Regions from separate parts of the Homo sapiens genome. Here region 2 is linked to region 1. Evidence: read pairs that join two places in POLR2A ChIA-PET (ENCODE). Cell type or tissue: A673. All regions are shown on one strand. Links, peaks and the distances in the headings refer to the core of each region. The heading gives the core; the rest is flanking DNA.

What was found. Peaks named below come from ENCODE experiments on the same cell type or tissue, not always from the same donor. Only the 100,000 strongest peaks of a DNase experiment are listed, where the experiment ranks them.
Region 2: POLR2A ChIA-PET joins it to region 1 with 11 read pairs; 2 of 35 experiments call an interaction of 5 or more read pairs at or near these places.

Annotation. Positions count from the first base shown.
Region 1 is chr4:165,052,087-165,061,749 of GRCh38, forward strand. TRIM75 (tripartite motif containing 75) reads left to right here and starts at 1,780. Exons shown (of 2, transcript NM_001396070.1): 1 at 1,780-1,862; 2 at 6,714-8,468. The coding sequence starts at 7,062. The coding sequence ends at 8,468. In A673, for the core only: no CTCF peak of the experiment used is centred there; no DNase peak of the experiment used is centred there.
Region 2 is chr4:165,107,796-165,117,458 of GRCh38, forward strand. It overlaps TMEM192 (transmembrane protein 192), which reads right to left and starts at 5,065. Exons shown (of 6, transcript NM_001100389.2): 1 at 4,952-5,065. The coding sequence starts at 4,978. RefSeq lists enhancers at 4,341-4,580, 5,361-5,420 and silencers at 4,611-4,870, 5,039-5,237. In A673, for the core only: CTCF peaks have their summits at 4,733 and 5,419; DNase peaks (open chromatin) are centred at 4,576, 5,166 and 5,436; H3K4me3 peaks cover 1,777 bases; H3K27ac peaks cover 1,531 bases.

The DNA of each region.
Region 1 (9,663 bases), core at 478-8,477:
TTTATTTGTTCTTTTCCCAGAAAATATTAAACATTTAAAATATACTATATTAAAACTCTATTATAGTTTAGAGGATTGAAAACATTCAGTTTCACTTTTTTGTTTGTTTGTTTTTGAGATAGAGTCTCACTCTGTCGCCCAGGCTGGAGTGCAGTGGCATGATCTCAGCTCACTGCAACCTCCGCCTCCCAGGATTCTCCTGTCTCAGCCTCCTGAGTAGCTGGGATTATGGGCGTGCACCACCATGCCCAGCTAATTTTCTGTATTTTTAGTAGAGACGGGGTTTCGCTGTGTTGCCCAGGCTGGTCTTGAACTCCTGAGCTCAGGCAATCCGCCCCCCCTCAGCCTCCCAAAGTGCTGGGATTACAGGCGTTAGCCACCATGCCTGGCCACTCAGTTTCATTTTTAAGACAGAACTCTCACTCATTTTGGCATTAAAACTCCTTTGGAGGAAAAATTGCTATATTTTGATTATTTCCTTTATAATCATATGGTGGGGCCAAAACCAAATGGAATCAGCTAATGGGTGGGAGGGACAGAATTGAGAAAGGATCACTTACCCTCAGAAATGTAAATTAATCCAAATAATCTGTTCTTTTACTTTGACTTCAGGCTCTGGGCTGATTACCTTTGGGAATTATAATGAGTGTTTATCTCTTGTCTCCCATTAGAGCCACTCTGGCCTTTGCCCCTGATACTCCTCTGAAATGCTCCCACGCATTTTTATCAGTCCCTTTACAGTTGTCCTGATCCCCTAGGAGCGGGACCCTGCTGTGGGCCCCGGACAGCTGCCCCTCAGTCTCTTTGGTCTCTTGGACAGATGACTCTTTCTCTGCCTGCCCCTTAGGACTCATGGCTTCTTGAGGATCTGTGTATGGCCAGTGTTGTCAATCTGTCTTCTGCTTTCACAGGACACACATGAAGCCAAACACAGCCCCCAGATTAGCATCCCAGGTGACAGCACTGGATTCTGAGGGGCGGGGGATGAGGGAGGACAGCCAGGGTCAGCTAACCAGGTGAGGGTTCCCAGGTGTCCCCAAGGAGGGTGTGTCAGAGCTCAGGGACACAGTGTGGGGCAGGACACCAGGACTTGATGGTGGATTTGTAGGGAGCAAAAGAAATGAGGGAAATCAGAGATGTCTTCTTGATTTTCTGCTTCAAATATTAGGTGAACAAAGATTCCATTGATTGAGGTGGAGAAGACTGGGAGACGGCCAGGTTTCTGGCTTCAGAGTTCAGGAGAAATCAAGATTCCTGTTTTGTTTTGTTTTGTTTTGCTTTTGAGACAGTCTCACTCTGTCGCCCAGGCTGGAGTGCAGTGGCGCCATCTCGGCTCACTGCAACCTCTGCCTCCTGGGTTCAAGCAATTCTCCCTGCCTCAGCCTCCCAAATAACTGGGATTACAGGTGCCTGCCGCCACACCCAGCTAATTTTTTGTATTTTCCACAGAGACAGGGTTTCACCATGTTGCTCAGGCTTGTAAGGGATATCTTTCAGCAGGTAGCCCAGTTGCAGGCTCTGGGTTGAAATCTCCTTTAGTCTTTCTCAACTTCTCTGTTCCTTTTCACTCATCTAAATAAGGTGGGCTCTGGTTATTTGCATGAGCAAATGCAAACCTGCCCTATTCAGTTATTACAAAAAAGACTCCAAAGTTCTTAGATCAAGGCCAAGGACACTTAAGTGCTTACAGGGAGGAAGCCTCCCCCACCCTCTCTTGCCCCTACCCCTCCCACTTCCAGGTGGAAGCTGGTCTTAGCTGGGTGGAGTCCTCACAGCTGCACTTTCCATGTGTGTTTAGTTAGTATCTAGTGTGTGGCCTTTTGCACGGATAAAGGACCGCCGCAGAGCTCCCCCTGCTCCAGGTAAGCTGGGAAGTGACATTCCGTGGGTGCGGGAGGCTGGAGTGTAGTGAAACCCGTGACCTCTTGAGCACCTGCTCTGTGCCTAGAGGGAGCTTGCACCTCACAAGGGAACCTGAATTCGGCATCAGGTTATTTAATGTTTTTATTTTCATTTATTTTTTTGAGACGCAATCACGCTCTGTGACCCAGGCTGGAGTGCACTGGGGTGATCTTGGCTAACTACAACCTCTGCCTCCTGGGGTCAAGCAATTCTCCTGCCTGTGCCTTCCAAGTAGCTGGAATTACAGGCACTCTCCACCAGTCAGGATAATTTGTGTATTTTTTTTTTTTTTTTTTTTTGAGACAGAGTCTTGCTCTGTTGCCCAGGCTGGAGTGCAGTGGCTATCTTGACTCATTGCAACCTCCGCCTCCCAGGTTCAAGTGATTCTCCTGCCTCAGCCTCCCCAGTAGCTGGGACTACAGGCATGTGCCACCATGCCCAGCTAATTTTTTGTATTTTCAGTAGAAACAGGGTTTCACCATGTTGGCCAGTATGGTCTCGATCTTCTGACCTCGTGATCCACCCGCCGTGGCCTCCCAAAGTGCTGGGATTATAGGTGTGAGCCACCGTGCCTGGCCCATTTTTAGTATTTTTGTATTTTTAGTCTCACCGTGTTGGCCAGGTTGGTCTCGAACCCCTGATCTCAAGTGTTCCGCCTGCCTCGGCCTCCCAAAGTGCTGGGATTGCAGGCATGAACTACCGCGCCTGCGGCATAAGGTTATTTTAAAACGCACGCCATTTATTTATTATGGTTCCTGATTTATTTACTAGTTTTGTCCTAAGTCACCGAAATGCTTACTAAAAAAAGTTAAGCTGAGAGCCCACCCTGTCCTAAGGAGTCAGAAAATGAGGTGACTGATATCTGTCTGGGAACATTCCCAGAAATGCTGGTCTGATGGCGAGTGTGGAATTACCTTCCAGGATGTAGCAGTGAGGGATGGTTTGTGTATAGAGTTGGGGGTGGGGTGGAGGGTTAGAGCCCTGATCCGAGGCCCTGAGGTCCCCATCAGGCTGTTTATGGACTTGATCTCCCTTTATTTAACCACTATTGCTTGCTTACAAAGGACAGACTAAGGCCAGGAGGGGTTAAGTAGCTCCCCCAAGGCCACACAGTTAATAAGGGAACACCAGGAATCAAACTCAACCATTAAAAAAAAATTTTTTTTTGTAGAAATGGGGTCTCACTCTGCCCAGATCTGGTCTTGAATTCCTTGGGCTCAAGCGATCCTCCCAGTTCTGCCTCCCAAAGCACTAATGTTACACGCGTGAGCCACTGTGCCTGGTAAGATAACTACTTTTTTTTTTTTTTTTTTGCGATGGAGTTTCACTCTTGTTGCCCAGGCTGGAGTGCAGTGGCACGATCCTGGCTCACCGCAACCTCCATGTCCCAGGTTCAAGTGATTCCCCTGCCTCAGCCTCCCGAGTAGCTGGGATTACAGGCATGTACCACCATGCCGGGCTAGTTTTGTATTTTTAGTAGAGACAGGGTTTCTCCACGTTGGTTAGGCTGGTCTCAGCTCCCGACCTCAGGTGATCCACCCACCTTGGCCTCCCAAAGTGCTGGGATTACAGGTGTGAGCCACTGTGCCCGGCGATAACTACATTTTACAAAGGAGAGGCGTTTGATACTGAGTCTTGACGCTGGAAGATGAGGCCAGAGGGGAAGCCTGAAATCTGAACAAAGAGAAGGAGCTAAGGAAAGAAAATAGTGGCAGGACCTGAGCTTTGCAGGACTCTGGATCAGCTGTCCAGAGATGCCTCAGGGCGAGAGAATGCACTCTGCTCCAGAAATTTATGCTTGATCAAGAAGTATGCTAGGCGTGGTGGTTCACGCCTGTAATCTCAGCACTTTGGGAGGCCGATGCAGGTGGATCACGTGAGCCCAAGAGTTCAACACAAGCCTGGGCAACACATGAGACGCTGTCTCTCTCTCCCTTTTTTTTTTTTTTTTGAGTCTCACTGTATTGCTCAGGCTGGAATGAAGTGGTGCGATCTCAGCTCACTGCAACCTCTGCCTCCTGGGTTCAAGCGACTTTCCCACCTCAGCCTCTGGAGTAGCTGGGACTACAGGCATCAGTTATCTACACCCATCAACACCCAGTTAATTTTTGTATTTTTAGTAGAGACAGGGTTCCACCATGTTGGCCAGGCTGGGAGACCCCATCTCTTTAAAATATATATATTTTCAGCTTGGCGAGGTGGCTCACACCTGTAATCCCAACACTTTGAGAGGCCAGGAGTTCAAGATCAGCCTGGGCAATACAGCAAGATCCCATCTCTATTAAAAATAAATAAGTTAATAAAAATGATTTTTTTTTTTTAAAGAAGTGATTCCTGAGACCCTCCAGTAAGGGTGAAATCAGCAGACTTGAGCTGAGGGATCCCTGCATTTTCCAAAGAAAGGTCTGTCTTCAGGACTGTCCCTTCACTAGATCCTGGGAGTAATTTCTGATGCCATGGACTATGCTGTCTGATAAAAGTGTGTTTTTATTACTGAGGCCTTGGACCACAGGGATTGATAATAGAGTGTTTCCGAAACCTTTCTGGGCATGCTCACATAATAGACAATCTATGTACCATGTCCTTTTTCTTTTTCTTTCTCTGTCTCTGTCTCTTTTTTTTTTTTTTTTTTTTTTTTTTTTTTGAGACAGAGTCTCGCTCTGTTGCCCAGGCTGGTGTGCAATGGTGTGATCTCGACTCACCACAACCTCCGCCTCCCAGGTTCAAGCCATTCTCTTGCCTCAGCCTCCCAAGTAGCTGGGATTATAGGTGCCCACCACCATGCCCGGCTAATTTTTTTGTATTTTTAGTACAGACGGGGTTTCACCATTTGGGGCAGGCTGGTCTCAAACTCCTGACCTCAGGTCATCTGCCCGCCTTGGCCTCCCAAAGTGCTGGGATTATAGGCGTGAGCCACTGCGCCCGGCCAATCCATTTTCTAAAATACAAAATTCTGAATGTGATGGCCCCTTGGTCCAAGGGAAAGAGATGATAGCTGTGAACAGAGTGAAAAATAGGTGGAAGGAGTAGGAAGATGCCCGCTTTTTTTTATCCTAGGATATACTGTGTGCATCAATATATTTGGTGCTATTATTTTGCTTTAAAATCTGCTTGATACTGCCTTGTATAGAATGTATGTTACACACATGTAATATAGTTTATTCTGCCAATACTGACTAGACATTTTCCAATGCTTCCTCTTTTTTGAAGTTCAAACTAGTACTGAAAATCACATTTTCAGCCTGGTGCAGTGGCTCACACCTGTAATCCTCGCATTTTGGGAGGGTGAGACAGGAGGATTTCTTGAATTCAGGAGTTTGAGATCAGACTGAGTGACATGGCAAGACCTCTAGAAAAAATAACAAGAAATTAGACTTCAGTGAGCCATGATCATGCACTGAGTGACCAAAAGAGAACCTGTCTCAACAACAAAAATATTTGTATATATGTTTGAATATTTGTTCAAGTCATCTGCATTTTTATAGGATTAGCATTGTCAAATTACAATGTCAAAGGAAAAACTTTTTAAGTATTTTTTTGTTTTTTGTTTTTTGTTTGTGTGCTTTTGAGATAGCAGTCTAGTCACCCAGGCTGGAGTGCAGTGGTGCGATCTCAGCTCACTGCAACCGCCGCCTCCTGGGTTCAAGCGATTCTCATGTCTTAGCCTCCCAAGTAGCTATTACAGGCATGTGCCCCCATGCCAGGCTAATTTTTTTTGTATTTTTAGTAGCGACAAGGTTTTGCCATGTTGGCCAGGCTGGTCTCAAACTCCTGAACTCAACTGATCCTCCCACCTCGGCCTCCCAAAGTGCTGGGATTACAGGCTGAGCCACCAAGCTCAGCCTTTGTTTCTACTTCACAGTCTACAGTGTTGGAATGTCTACATAACTGTTGCTTCTATGCTCGTTTGGAGAGCATGTTCCCATACATTGGGAATATGTTCAGTTTTTGTCTTTTTATTTTCTTATCTTGTAGGTATTTTGCATTTAGACATAATGACATTTTAGTAGTAAATACTGAAAATATTTTCGCAAATTTTGTTTATATTCAATGTGTTATCTCGTTGGGTTTCATTTCACAAATAGATAGGTCTTCTGTGGCCTATTCAACTGTAGAGAAGCAAGGATGTAAGAGCAAGGTAAATTTGGTAGATGTGATTTTGAGCCATCAGAAATACTTTTTGTTTTTTTCTAATTAGAGACAAGGTCTCACTCTGTCACCCAGGCTGGAGTGCAGTGCCACAGTGACAGCTCACTGGAGCCTTGACCTCTGTGGCTCAAGGATTCCTCCTGCCTCAACCTCCCAAGTAGGCTGGGACTACAGGTGCGCACCATCATGCCCAACTAATTTTTTTTTTATTTTTTTATTTTTTTATTTTTATTTTTTGTAGAGATGGGCTCAGTCTACATTGCCCAGGCTAGAAATAACTTACCAAGACAAAAGTTTAAAGGGAGATTGTCATTATTTACCTGATTCCAAGAATTTGGGATGTAAAGCAAATTTCTCCAAGTTACAGATATAGGTAACAAAGGCTGTATTTTAATTTGGGTGGTCTCTATGCCTCAGGGCCTAAGCTGTTCCCACAACCCCAGTTAGGATGACTGGTAAGTAGATGGGATGTGGGGATTGTGGTTCCAACTATGTGGAATAGCTAGGGCACAATAATAAAGGCATGGAAATAAAAGACTGGGACTAGGGGAGGATAATTTGTGTTTGGCTAGAATGTGGTGGAGGTTAGGACCACCTGAAATAAATTCAGGTTTGTTTCATCTTGTTTTGTTCTTAAGAAAGAAATATCTTCTCACCCACAGCAACCAATGATTTGAGGCAACAGCTGTTTTCCTAACAGCTGCTTAGCTTGGCATCATTTTCTCTGAGCAGCCAAAGGCTGGAAGAGCAGTTGTCTGGCTGAGCTGTGACTGCCGGCAGGCTGTGTGTGGGACTCCTTTTGGCAGTTGGAATTAAAGGGTCCGAAGATTCAAAGGACTTCAAGGGCTGCCACCAATGTGAGAAATCAGTGGGACTGTAGTGAGGTCATCAGCTGCCTCCAGGAAGGACAGTGAGATCTAAGAGCATATCTGCTTCTCACTGAAGAGTACCCACAGAACTCAACCTCTTGAAGAAAGCCCACCTTGGTCGAGACCTTCACCGACAGCCCAATGGCAGTGGCAGCAGCTCTGACCGGACTCCAAGCAGAAGCTAAGTGCTCCATCTGTCTGGATTACCTGAGTGACCCCGTCACCATCGAATGTGGGCACAACTTCTGTCGTTCCTGCATCCAACAGTCCTGGCTGGATCTACAGGAATTGTTCCCTTGCCCTGTCTGTCGTCACCAGTGTCAAGAGGGGCACTTCAGGAGCAACACCCAGCTGGGAAGGATGATTGAAATTGCCAAGCTACTCCAGAGCACCAAGAGTAATAAAAGGAAGCAGGAAGAGACCACCTTGTGCGAGAAACACAACCAGCCCCTGAGCGTTTTCTGCAAGGAGGACCTGATGGTGTTGTGTCCGCTGTGCACTCAGCCCCCTGACCACCAGGGCCACCATGTGAGGCCCATAGAGAAAGCTGCCATTCATTATAGGAAAAGATTCTGCAGTTACATCCAGCCCCTGAAAAAGCAATTGGCAGACCTCCAAAAATTAATAAGCACTCAAAGCAAAAAACCCTTAGAACTGAGAGAGATGGTGGAAAACCAAAGGCAGGAATTATCCTCTGAATTTGAGCACCTCAACCAGTTTTTAGACCGTGAGCAACAGGCAGTTCTCTCCAGATTAGCTGAAGAAGAGAAGGACAATCAACAGAAACTCAGTGCAAACATAACAGCATTTTCAAACTACAGTGCCACACTCAAAAGCCAGTTAAGTAAGGTAGTAGAGCTCAGTGAGCTGTCTGAACTGGAATTGCTGTCACAAATTAAAATTTTCTACGAATCTGAAAATGAGAGTAGCCCATCGATCTTTTCAATTCATTTAAAGAGAGATGGCTGCAGTTTTCCTCCCCAATATTCTGCTCTGCAGAGAATTATAAAGAAATTTAAAGTAGAAATAATTCTAGACCCTGAAACAGCACACCCTAACCTGATTGTATCTGAAGATAAAAAACGTGTGAGATTTACAAAGAGAAAACAAAAGGTTCCTGGTTTCCCAAAAAGATTTACAGTCAAGCCAGTTGTTCTGGGTTTTCCGTATTTTCATTCTGGCAGGCATTTCTGGGAGATTGAAGTGGGGGATAAGTCAGAATGGGCTATTGGCATTTGCAAAGATTCTCTTCCCACAAAGGCGAGGAGACCCTCATCAGCCCAGCAGGAATGTTGGAGAATTGAGCTGCAAGATGATGGCTATCATGCACCAGGGGCTTTTCCAACCCCTCTGTTGTTAGAGGTGAAAGCCAGGGCCATTGGCATTTTCCTGGACTATGAGATGGGTGAGATCTCATTCTATAACATGGCTGAGAAATCTCACATCTGTACTTTCACTGACACTTTTACTGGGCCTCTTCGGCCTTATTTCTATGTAGGACCAGATTCACAACCTCTCAGAATCTGTACAGGGACAGTTTGTGAATGAAAACCCACCTGTTAGGCTGAACTATTTTACTAGTTGTTGTCGTCATTTTTTTTGTTTTTTTGTTTTTTTTTAATGGAAGATGCAGAGGCTATTGTATTAACATATGTATGAATATAATCCCTTTAGTTTTTTTCTTTTACAGTTTCCAAGAAGAAAACTTTATGTTGCTCTAACAACTATCTATAAAACAGTGCTAAGAATGGCTCCCTCCCAGGAATGTCGTGGGGGTTACCTATCATGTGCATGGACCTGGCACATTGCTGAGTATAAGGGTGATTATTTCTGTTTTTCAGAAACTGCAGATGGAGCTTGCAAGGGATGAAGCAGAACAAACTTACCAATTTTGTCTCCTCTGTATAAAGGTTGGATTGTGCTATTCCTGACACATACTAAGCAGGGAGCAGGTTGTAACCCTTAGTTAAACCACAGGGCACAATTTAAGGGGATGGAGTGGGCATCACAGGGAGAGGGTAAGCATTTTTAGCCTTTAACATGTGGGGCTTTGACAGTTTTTTCTGTTATCCCCAGAAGCCACCTACTGGTGGCATTCACTACATTAGATTTCTGCTCCCAAAACTTTTATTTCTTCCTGTATTCTTTGCTATTGTGCATAGTACTTTGGAATACAGTGACTTATGACACTGGAGAGAACTGGAAAATCTTGTTACTAATGGACATTACCGTTAGATACCATGTCAGAGACTAAAAGATGAATCACTGGGCAGGATGGTATACCTATATTTACTCAGAATGTTTTCTTATAAAGACAGCTAACATATATTGAGCCCTAACTATGTCCCAGGAGTTGCAGTATTTTCAGAACAACTCTGAGACGTAGGCAGTGTGCTGTTAAAAAAAAAGAGTTTAAAATCAAGAAAACAGTTTCAAGACAAAGTATCCTAGTTAAGATGACTCAGCCAGTGGTAAAGAGATGTCCGGGGGTGCCTTCAATCACTGACAAACCAGACCCTTAAATGGTTTGTCAATGGAATGCTTTATTACACAGAAAGTAATAAGGTATTATTTTTCCCTCTGACTATGAAAAAGGAGATGTCCACAGGTCCATGTATAAACTCTTAGGATGCTACACTAACATAACCAGAAGGATCTGGGTTTATATCCAGGTTCTGCTAATGTCTGGTAGTGGGCTTAAACGCGGGCGTAAAATGGACATAATACTTTATTTTGCATGAAA
Region 2 (9,663 bases), core at 551-8,550, 56 kb after region 1:
CCTTTTTAGCATTCCCAGCCCCAGCATCATTCCTACTGCACTCTTAATCTGACATTGTAGTTTTCATCTGTACAAGTTTGAGCTGGGTCTACTTTGTATCTTCCATGTCTCTATGTAACTTCTAAATATATAGAAGACATTTATAATAATGTTTAATGTTCACATGCTATTTCTAGCCTATGTCATGTCTGAATCAGTTTCAGTGGACTCAGTACAGCTCACATTTTCCTGCCTCTTAGCATGCCTTGTCATTTTTTATTGGATGCCAGATATTGCAAATTTTACCTCTGTGGGTGCTGGGTATTTTCTGTATTCCCTTTTTTTTTTTTTTTTTTTTTTTTTTTGGAGATGTAGTCTTGCTCTGTCACCCAGGTTGGAGTGCAGTGGCATGATCTCGGCTCACTGCAAGCTCTGCCTCCTGCGTTCACACCATTCTCCTGCCTCAGCCTCCCAAGTAGCTGGGATACAGGCACCCAGCACCACGCCCGGCTAATTTTTTGTACTTTTAGTAGAGACAGGGTTCCACCATGTTAACCAGGATGGTCTCGATCTCCTGACCTCGTGATCCGCTCGCCTCAGCCTCTCAAAGTGCCGGGATTACAGGCATGAGCCACCGCACCCGGCCATTTTCTGTAATCCTATATTCGTGAACTTTGTTCTGGAGTGCAGTCAAGTTACTTGGAAACAGTCTTGCTGTTAAGAAATTAGGTGGGCTTCATCTAAGGCTAATCTAAGGCCTCCACTACTGAGGCAAGACCTTTCTGAGTACTCTACCTACATGCTCTGTGAATTATGAGGGTTCCGTCTGGCTTGTGGGTGAAATAGGCAGTATTCTTGGCCCTGTATGGAGAAACTGTTCCTTCCAATCCTTTTAGGTGGTTCTTTATGAGGCCTCCAAGAGCTTCCTCATGCCCTGATTAGCACTCTACTGGATGCCTGGTAGGCGCAGGGCCAGGGGGCTCCCCGTGCATATCTTCAGAGTTCTCCCTCTTTGTAGCTCTCTCCTCTCTGGGTGCTCTGTCTTGTGAACTCCAGTTACCTCGATCTCCTAGACCCTCAACTCCATCTCCTCAACTCAGAAGTCTGCTGGGCTCTGCCTGGCTTCCCCCTTCCCTGTCACAGCCTGCACACTCTTTCAAGGCAGTAAGCCGGAGCAGTGATAGGGTTCACAGCATTTGTTTCCCATCTCTGAGATTGCTACCCTTCATTGTCTGATGTCCGGTATCTCACAAAGTGTTGTATCATACGTTATATCTAGCTTTTTGGTTGTTTCAGGCAGAATGGTATATCTATTCCCAGTTACTCCATGTTGGCTGGGAATGGAAGTCCCTACTGAACTCTCTTACATCTGTATCTGTATCATAACCTACCATACTAAGCACATGGCATTGAAATTGTCAGAATAAAATGTGCTTTACAAGGGCAGAGACTCTTTTATATTATGTCCTTTGTGCTTTTAACACTTGATACACAGCAGATGCTAAGGTGTTCAATATGCGTGTTGAGAGAAAGAAAGACTGCTCAACTTCTTGTATGCTTCAGACCTGGGAAATTTTTATTTATTTATTTATTTATTTACTTTTGAGACAGAATTTCGCTCTTGTTGCCCAGATTGGAGTGCAATGGTGTGATCTTGGCTCACTGCAACCTCTGCCTCCCAGGTTCAAGCAATTCTCCTGCCTCAGCCTCCTGACCACAGGCTGGGATTACAGGCATGTGCCACCATGCCCAGGTAATTTTTATATTTTTAGTAGATACCGGGTTTCGCCATGTTGGCCAGGCTGGTCTCAAACTTCTGACCTCAGGTGATCCACCCGCCTCAGCCTCCCAAAGTGCTGGGATTACAGGCGTGAGCCACCGCACCTGGCCAGACCTGGGACATTTAAACAAAGCTAGCATTGAAAACTTCACTATAAGACAATAATCTACTTTATCTCCTAATATGTCACTTTCATGCACCTTCTTCTCTCGCCTAAATGAGCTTTCTATAGAGCCCTACAAATATCCTCCCTTACCTTTTTCAGAATTCTATGCATCTTTCAAGGTCCTAACCAAGTTTATGTTCTCTATAAAACTGGCCTTGTTAAGTGTTTTCCTTCTGCTTTAAAATCCTATAAAACTTATTGCCCATAATATTCATTTGGAATATTTCTTATGCTGCCTTGTATTGTTTTCCTTTTCATGGGTGTATCTTTTGTTTTTCCTAACTACACTGAAGGAGTTGGGGACTATAATATGGTTCTTCTCTATGTCACTCAGGAGTATTTACTTTCCATTGAATCCTATAGGAAATATGCAGTGTAACCATACAAACAGCACCCAGTCATTCTATTAACTCACCATCTGCAAGTGAAGGGTGAGGGGAAGAGGACTCCTGAATCCAAATGATTTTTTCATTTCCATTATTAACTACATTACCACCTGTAGAAGATGTCTGTTGTTTTTGCCCACATGGTATCTCTTCTCTCTTCTGTGACAATAACTCTATTTCCTTTGAGGACCCACTGTCTACTTCTGCATTAAGTCTTAGTGGAACCATCCTTCAATACCCTTCCTCCTCCTCTGCTCTAGGAGTGGTCATGGAACAAAAAACAGTTGGGTGAATCCAACTCTTTCCATGAGCAGTAAAAGAAAGATCATGAGGCCGGGCACGGTGGCTCACGCCTGTAATCCCAACACTTTGGGAGGCCAAGGCAGATGGATCACCTGAGACCAGCCTGACCAAAATGGAGAAATCCCGTCTCTACTAAAAATACAAAATTAGCCAGGTGTGGTGGTGCATGCCTGTAATCCCAGCTATTTGGGAGGCTGAGGCAGAAGAATCACTTGAACCCGGGAGGCGGAGGTTGCAGTGAGCCGAGATCGTACCATTGCACTCCAACCTGGGCAACAAGGGTGAAACTCCATCACAAAAAAAGAAGAAAGATCATGATTTAGGCAGATTCATTCCAGGGTAGACCCTGAAAGGACTCCTGTCACTTCAATGCCTTGAGATGCCCTTGTTTGGGTCCTTTCAGAGGCCTTGGCATATACTCACCCTATAGCCTTTCGAATACATCCTTTTCTTAAATTAGCCACAGTTGGTTTCACTGCCTGCAAACAATGAATCCCTACTAACACAAAGTCTTTGACTCAACTCATTTAAGTGTCTGTAACTAAGGCATGGTCCAAAATTTTTAGCTTTTTCTTGAAGGCTAGGAATCATGTTTACAAAATACCAAAAGCAGGCAACTTACTCAGATCTAAAGTGACTCCAATATGTGGTTGGTAGCAAAACATTAATCTCTAATTAATTTTTATTTATTTTTATTTTTGAGACAGAGTCTCGCTCTGTCGCTCTGTTGCCCCGGCTGGAGTGCAGTGATGCGATCTTGGCTCACTGCAACCTCTGCCTTCCGGGTTCAAGCGATTCTCCTGCCTCCCCAGTATCTGGGATTACAGGCCCCCACCACCCCACCTGGCTAATTTTTGTATTTTTAGTGGAGACGGGGTTTTGCCATGTTGGCCAGGCTGGTCTCAAACTCCTGACCTCAGGTTATCTGCCTGCCTCGGCCTCCCAAAGTGCTGGGATTACAGGCATGAGCCTCCCAGACCATCCCCAGGCTCCAGTGTTTGAGGAAGCAGATTTCTAGTACTATATGCATCCTAAAGCTAAAAGCTACAGATCCAAGAACGCCAGAGCAGCTTAGCATCAACCAAGAAGCACTTACTGCATGTGTTTTTCTAAGACACTCTCATTTTCCTCTTACATATTCGGTTTTTTCTGTACATTGTCAGCTCATGAAGCTCAGCCTTAAAAACTCAGAAACAATGAATTTTGCTTTAAATATATATGAGTCTCAAATCTACTTACAGGTCTTACAGTTAATTTTCCATTTTCTCAACTGGAAAAAATAGAAAATTTTAGTTTCATTAGAAATTGTTTGGTCTTTATTTCATCAAGATTATTTAACTGGTTACTGCACAAGAATCTAAGCTACCGTAATGCTGGAACTGTTTCATGTTTCTCTTCCTTTTCCTGATGCAGTTCATTCAGTGATAGGATCACAGTAATATTCCTACTAATTTATTAACCCAAATTAGTGCTTTACAGTAACTGTCAACTTTGCATTTCTCAAGAGCAAAAATTTTATTACTTGCCAGTGGAAAATCCAGTTAACTCTCAGCATACATACATGTTTCTCCTAAAAACACCTTACGATACTGAAGCAAAGAAATAAGATTTTTGTAATTATGCTACCATTCTGTACTATACACGCTGTAAACTAGGCCACTGGTTTTTTGTTTTTTTGTTTTTGTTTTTGTTTTGGTAATCTGGTTTGAATCTATCAAAGATTTAAAAACCTTTGTATTCCTACCATGCTAGATTCAAAACAACACATGACACTTTTTCTCTCGTGTGGGTTTCCAGGCCATGATAGCGACAGGTCTGCGGGACGCTGGCGCCCGGCCCGAGCGTCGTTGTCACTCCAAGTCCACAGCCTCTAGAGCCAAGGCAAGGGACCTCACCAGGAAGGGAGATTCGCCCCCTGTGCCCCTGGGACGTCCGAGCGGAACCCATCGGCCCGGCTCCCGGAGACTCGCGGGGAGGAAGGGCTGTCAGGCCAGGCGCGCATCACGTGAAGCTGCCAGTTCCGGGATCAAAGACGTACCCCGCACGTGGGCTGGGCGCCAGCCTGGGACCCCCGGGGGCCGCGCGCCCACCGCCCAGGAGCCCACCCCAGCCTCCACTGGGAAAATTAGCCCGGAGCCAACGTGTCGCGGATCCCACAGCCGCCTGGAGCCCTCCCAAAGCCCCGCGCCCAGGCCTCCCCGGGCACAGGCGGCGCCCCCTTCGGCCGCGGCCGCAGTCGCCAAGGGTGGCTTCCCTCTCTGAGTCTCCGCCCCGTGCGCCCCGGCACAAGAAAAAGCGGATTCCGGGGCCAACCGCCCGCCGCCTCCGTGCACTCACGTCCTCCATCCTGCCCCCCGCCGCCATTTCCCGACGCCGGAGGCCGAAGCCCTGGCCAGCCCGGCCTCTCCACCTGGACCTGTAAGCCTCTGGCCGCGAAACTCGCCACCTTCTGGGACCTGCCAGGCCCCTCCCCAGACACACCCCCTCCTGCGTCCGCCCCGCCTCCGGCTGGCCCGATCCCCGCCCCCTTAGCTCCGATTGGCTGAGATGGTGGGAGGGGTGTGCCGGCCCAGAAGACCTGGACTGTGGGCGGTGGCTACCGCCTGAACCACCTCGGTTCCTGGGGCTTCTGGCCGCAGCCCCTCGGTGCGCTCTTACCCAGAGACTTGAGCATTTAAGGATGCCTTCCTAGTCCAAGAATTTAACTATTTTCGGGCTCCACTTGCATATTTTAAGAACATTAACTTTTTTCGGTCTTGCCTGGTTGTTTGCAGACACAGCTCTACGCCTAGGTAGAACCAGCGGTAAAATCCTACTCCGCCAGCAGAGGGACAGGAGCAGAATAAAGATTCCAATTTCCATGACATATTTACAGATTTCTCCAATGGGAAACAAAGCAGTTCGGAATGCTTACGGCGTTCGTTTATTAAGACAGAGTCTCGCTCTGTCGCCCACGCTGGAGTGCCCTAGCACGACCTCGGCTCACTGCAGCCTCGAATTCTTGGCCTCCTGGCCAGTTCTCCCACCTCAGCCTCTCAAAGTACTGAGATTACAGGCGTGAGCCACTGGGCCCTTGTTTCTTTTAAAATTGAATTTCAAAAAGAGAAAAAACTTCAATGACATTTTCTAAAAAGCTCATGATTGTAAAAATGTAAGCAAACAAGGAAAGAAATTTTCTGTTACCAGCTCCCGGAGAGAACTTTGATATCAGTTAGAATATATACACTCATACATTTTTTTGGTGGGGCGGCGGAGACGGAGTCTCGCTCTGTCGCCCAGGCTGGAATGCAGTGGTGCAATCTCGGCTCCCAGGTTCAAGCCATTCTCCTGCCTCAGCCCCCTGAGTAGCTAGGATTACAGGCGCGTGCCACCAAGCCTGGCTATTTTTGTATTTTAGTAGAGACAGGGTTTAGCCATGTTGGTCAGGCTGGTCTGGAACTCCTGAGGTCAGGTGACTCGCCCGCCTCGGCCTCCCAAAGTGCTGGGATTACAAGTTTAGCCACCGCGTCTTGCCCACTTTCATACATTCTAATGCTTATTTGTACATTGAGTATAGTGTGATCCAGTTTAGGATGTGTGAGATAAAACTACGCAAATGTTAGTGAAGGAAGAGATGGTGTAAGACTCCACGTGATCTTCTTTTTTCTTTTTCTTTTTTTTCTCGTAGAGACAAGGTCTCACTATGTTGCCCAGGCTGGTCTCATAATCCTGAGATTCTATGAATTATTTATCACAAGCCTTTTCTAGACGTGCAAATTTTCTTCTCTGCATTTTATTTTGAAAATTTTCAAGCCTACAGAAATGTTGAAAGATTAATACAATGAACATCCATGTACCCCTCACACTTGATTCATTAGTTGTTCATTTTTTGTCTTGGTTGCTCTGTGTGTGGGTGTGTGTGTTCACATACTTTTTTTTTTTTTTTTTTTTTTGAGATGGAGTCCCGCTCTGTCGCCAGGCTGGATGGAGTGCAGTGGCGCGATCTCGGCTCACTGCAAGCTCCGCGTCCCGGGTTCACGCCATTCTCCTGCCTCAGGCTCCCCAGGGTCTGGGACTACAGGCGCCCGCCACCACACCCAGCTAATTTTTGTATTTTTAGTAGAGACGGGGTTTCACTGTGTTAGCCAGGATGGTCTCGATCTCCTGACCTTGTGATCCGCCTGCCTTGGCCTCCCAAAGTGCTGGGATTACAGGTGTGAGCCACCGTGCCTGGCCATTTTTTAACTGAACTACTTGAAAGTAAATTGAAGACAATATGAAGCTTCATTCCTAGATACTTTGTTGCCTAAAATAAGGATATTTTATATTTTCTTTCATAACCACAATATCAATATTACACACAACTAATAGTAATTCCATGTTTACTAATAACCAATCTATGGCAAAAATTTTCTAAGTTGTTTCCAAAATGTCTTTTTTAGCTGCTTTTTTTGTTTTATTTTGTTTTGTTTTGTTTTTGAGATGGAGTCTTGCTATGTTGCCCAGGCTGGATTCACACTCCTGAGTTCAAGCAATCCTCCCACCTCAGCCTCCCAAGTAGCTTGGATAACAGGCATACACCACTGTGCCTGGCCCAGCTGCTGTTTTTTCTTTTTCAGTAACCAGAATCCAATCAAGGTTCACACATTTCATTTCATTATTATGTCAAGACATGCTTTTCTGTTGTTGTTTTCGACACAGGATCTCACTCTGTTAACCAGGCTGGAGCACAGGGGCGCTATCATAGCTCACTGCAGCCTCAACCTCCTGGGCTCAAACAATCCTCCCTCTTCAGCCTCCCAAGCATCTGGGACTATATGTTCACACATCCATACCAGGCTTATTTTTAAGATTTTTCTTTTTGTGAAGATGGGACTTTGTTATGTTGCCCACGCTGGTCTCAAAACTCCTGGTCTCAAGCCACCCTCCCGCCTCAGTCTCCCAAAGTACAGGGATTACAGGTGTGAGCCACTGCACCTAGCCAAGACATGTACTTTCACAGGGACAGCACACTGGTTAAGACCAGGGCTCCAGAATTAGTCATGGAGGTTTGAGTTCTGCATCTTACCAAGCATGTGATATTGGGCACTTAGCTTAAGTTCTTAGGAGCTGACTGGGCAAGGTGGCTCATGCCTATGGCCCCTAGCATGTTGAGACACCAAGGCAGGAGGATTGTTTGGTGCCTGGAGTACGGGACTAGCCTGGGCAACATGGTGAGTCTCTGTCTCTACAAAAGATTAGAACATTAGCTAGGTGTGGTGACGTGCACCTGTAGTAGCAGCTACTTTGGAGGCTGAGGTGGGGAAGTTTTAGTTTCCCTTTTACAGAAATTTTCTTTCCTTTTGTTTTGTTTTGTTTTGTTTTGAGATAGAGTTTCACTCTTGTCGCTCAGGCTGGTGTGCAATGGCGTGATCTTGGCTCAGTGCAACCTCTGCCTCCCAGATTCAAGTCATTCTCCTGCCTCAGCCTCCCAAGTAGCTGAGATTACAGGCGTCAGCCACCATGCCTGGCTAATTTTTGCATTTTTAGTAGAGACAGCGTTTCACCATGTTGGCCAGGCTGGTCTTGAACTCCTGACCTCAAGTGATCTGCCCACCTCAGCCTCCCAAAGTGCTGGGATTACAGGCGTGAGCCACTGTGCCCAGCCAGAGATTTTCTATTAAATAAAATAATGCATGTAATGCTCTTTATACAATGTTGTCTCTACAAAGCACTAAGCAAATGTTAGTCATTTTTTGTCTAAATCAGATTTATTAAGGCATTATTAACATACATAATCATTTTTGTTTGTTTTTTGTTTGTAAAGACAGAGTCTCACTATAGGCTGGTCTTGAACTCCTGGTCTCAAGTGATTCTTCTGCCTCGGCTTCCCAAAGTGCTGGGATTACAGGCAAGAGCCACCATGCCAGACCCATTGTTTTAATAATATATTAAAAATATGTTCTCAGCCCATATAATGCTCTAATGACTGTTAAAGCAATTTATATAAGCATAGCCCTGTAAATAAGTTATATTTAAAAAGTATCTGACACTTCATTTTTGTATGACTAAAGATCTTTTGGTGAAGATTCTTGCGTTTATTTACTTATGAGGAGTAAGGAGAGGAGGAGAGAAGCTGTTTTCCTAGTGTTGGGGCTCAGAAGATAATATCGGCTAGGCGCAGTGGCTCACACCTGTAATCCCAGCACTTTGGGGGGCCAAGGCGGGCGAATCACCTGACATTAAGACTTCAAGACCAGCCTGGCCAACAGACGAAACCCCATTTCTACTAAAAATACAAAAATTAGCCAGGCATGGTGGCATGCGCCTGTAATCCCAGCTACTCAGGAGGCTGAGGCAGGAGAATGGTTTGAACCCAGAAGCGGAGATTGCACCACTGCACTCCAGCCTGGGCAACAGAGCAAGACACTTTTCAGATTTAAAAGTTTAAAAATGCAACTAGCCTGGCCAAAATGGTGAAACCCCGTCTCTATCAAAAATACAAAAATTAACCAGGTGTGGTGGTGCGTGCCTGTAGTTTCAGCCACTCAGGAGGCTGAGGCACAAGAATTTCTTGAACCTGGGAGGCAGAGGTTGCAGTGAGCCGAGATCATGCCAGTGCACTCCAGCCTGTGTGACAGAGCAAGACCCTGTCTCAACAACAACAACAAAAAAAAAGAAGAGGATAATATCACAAGTATAGTGCTTTTGCATGCTGAGTACTTGAAGTGAAGGACACATTGGCAGGCCTCAAAAGCCAAGTTTCTCTATGACTTTTGAACAAACAGGCCTTGCTGACCCTGGTACTAAGCATTAAAGTAGATGCTTGTAAATTCTTATCCCTACTCAGTCTATTGTCATTAGATCACCTGTAATCCCAGCTACTCAGGAGGCTGAGGCAGGAGAATTGCTTGAACCCGGGAGGCAGAGGTTGCAGTGAGCCGAGATCGCGCCACTGCACTCCAGCCTGGGTGACAGAGCGAGACTCCCTCTTAAATAAATAAATAAATAAATCTGTTATGCTTTTCTCTTGTTAATCTGGCTTTTGTTATAGGAGTGTCAGCCATGACCTTTCCACCTCTATGCTACCA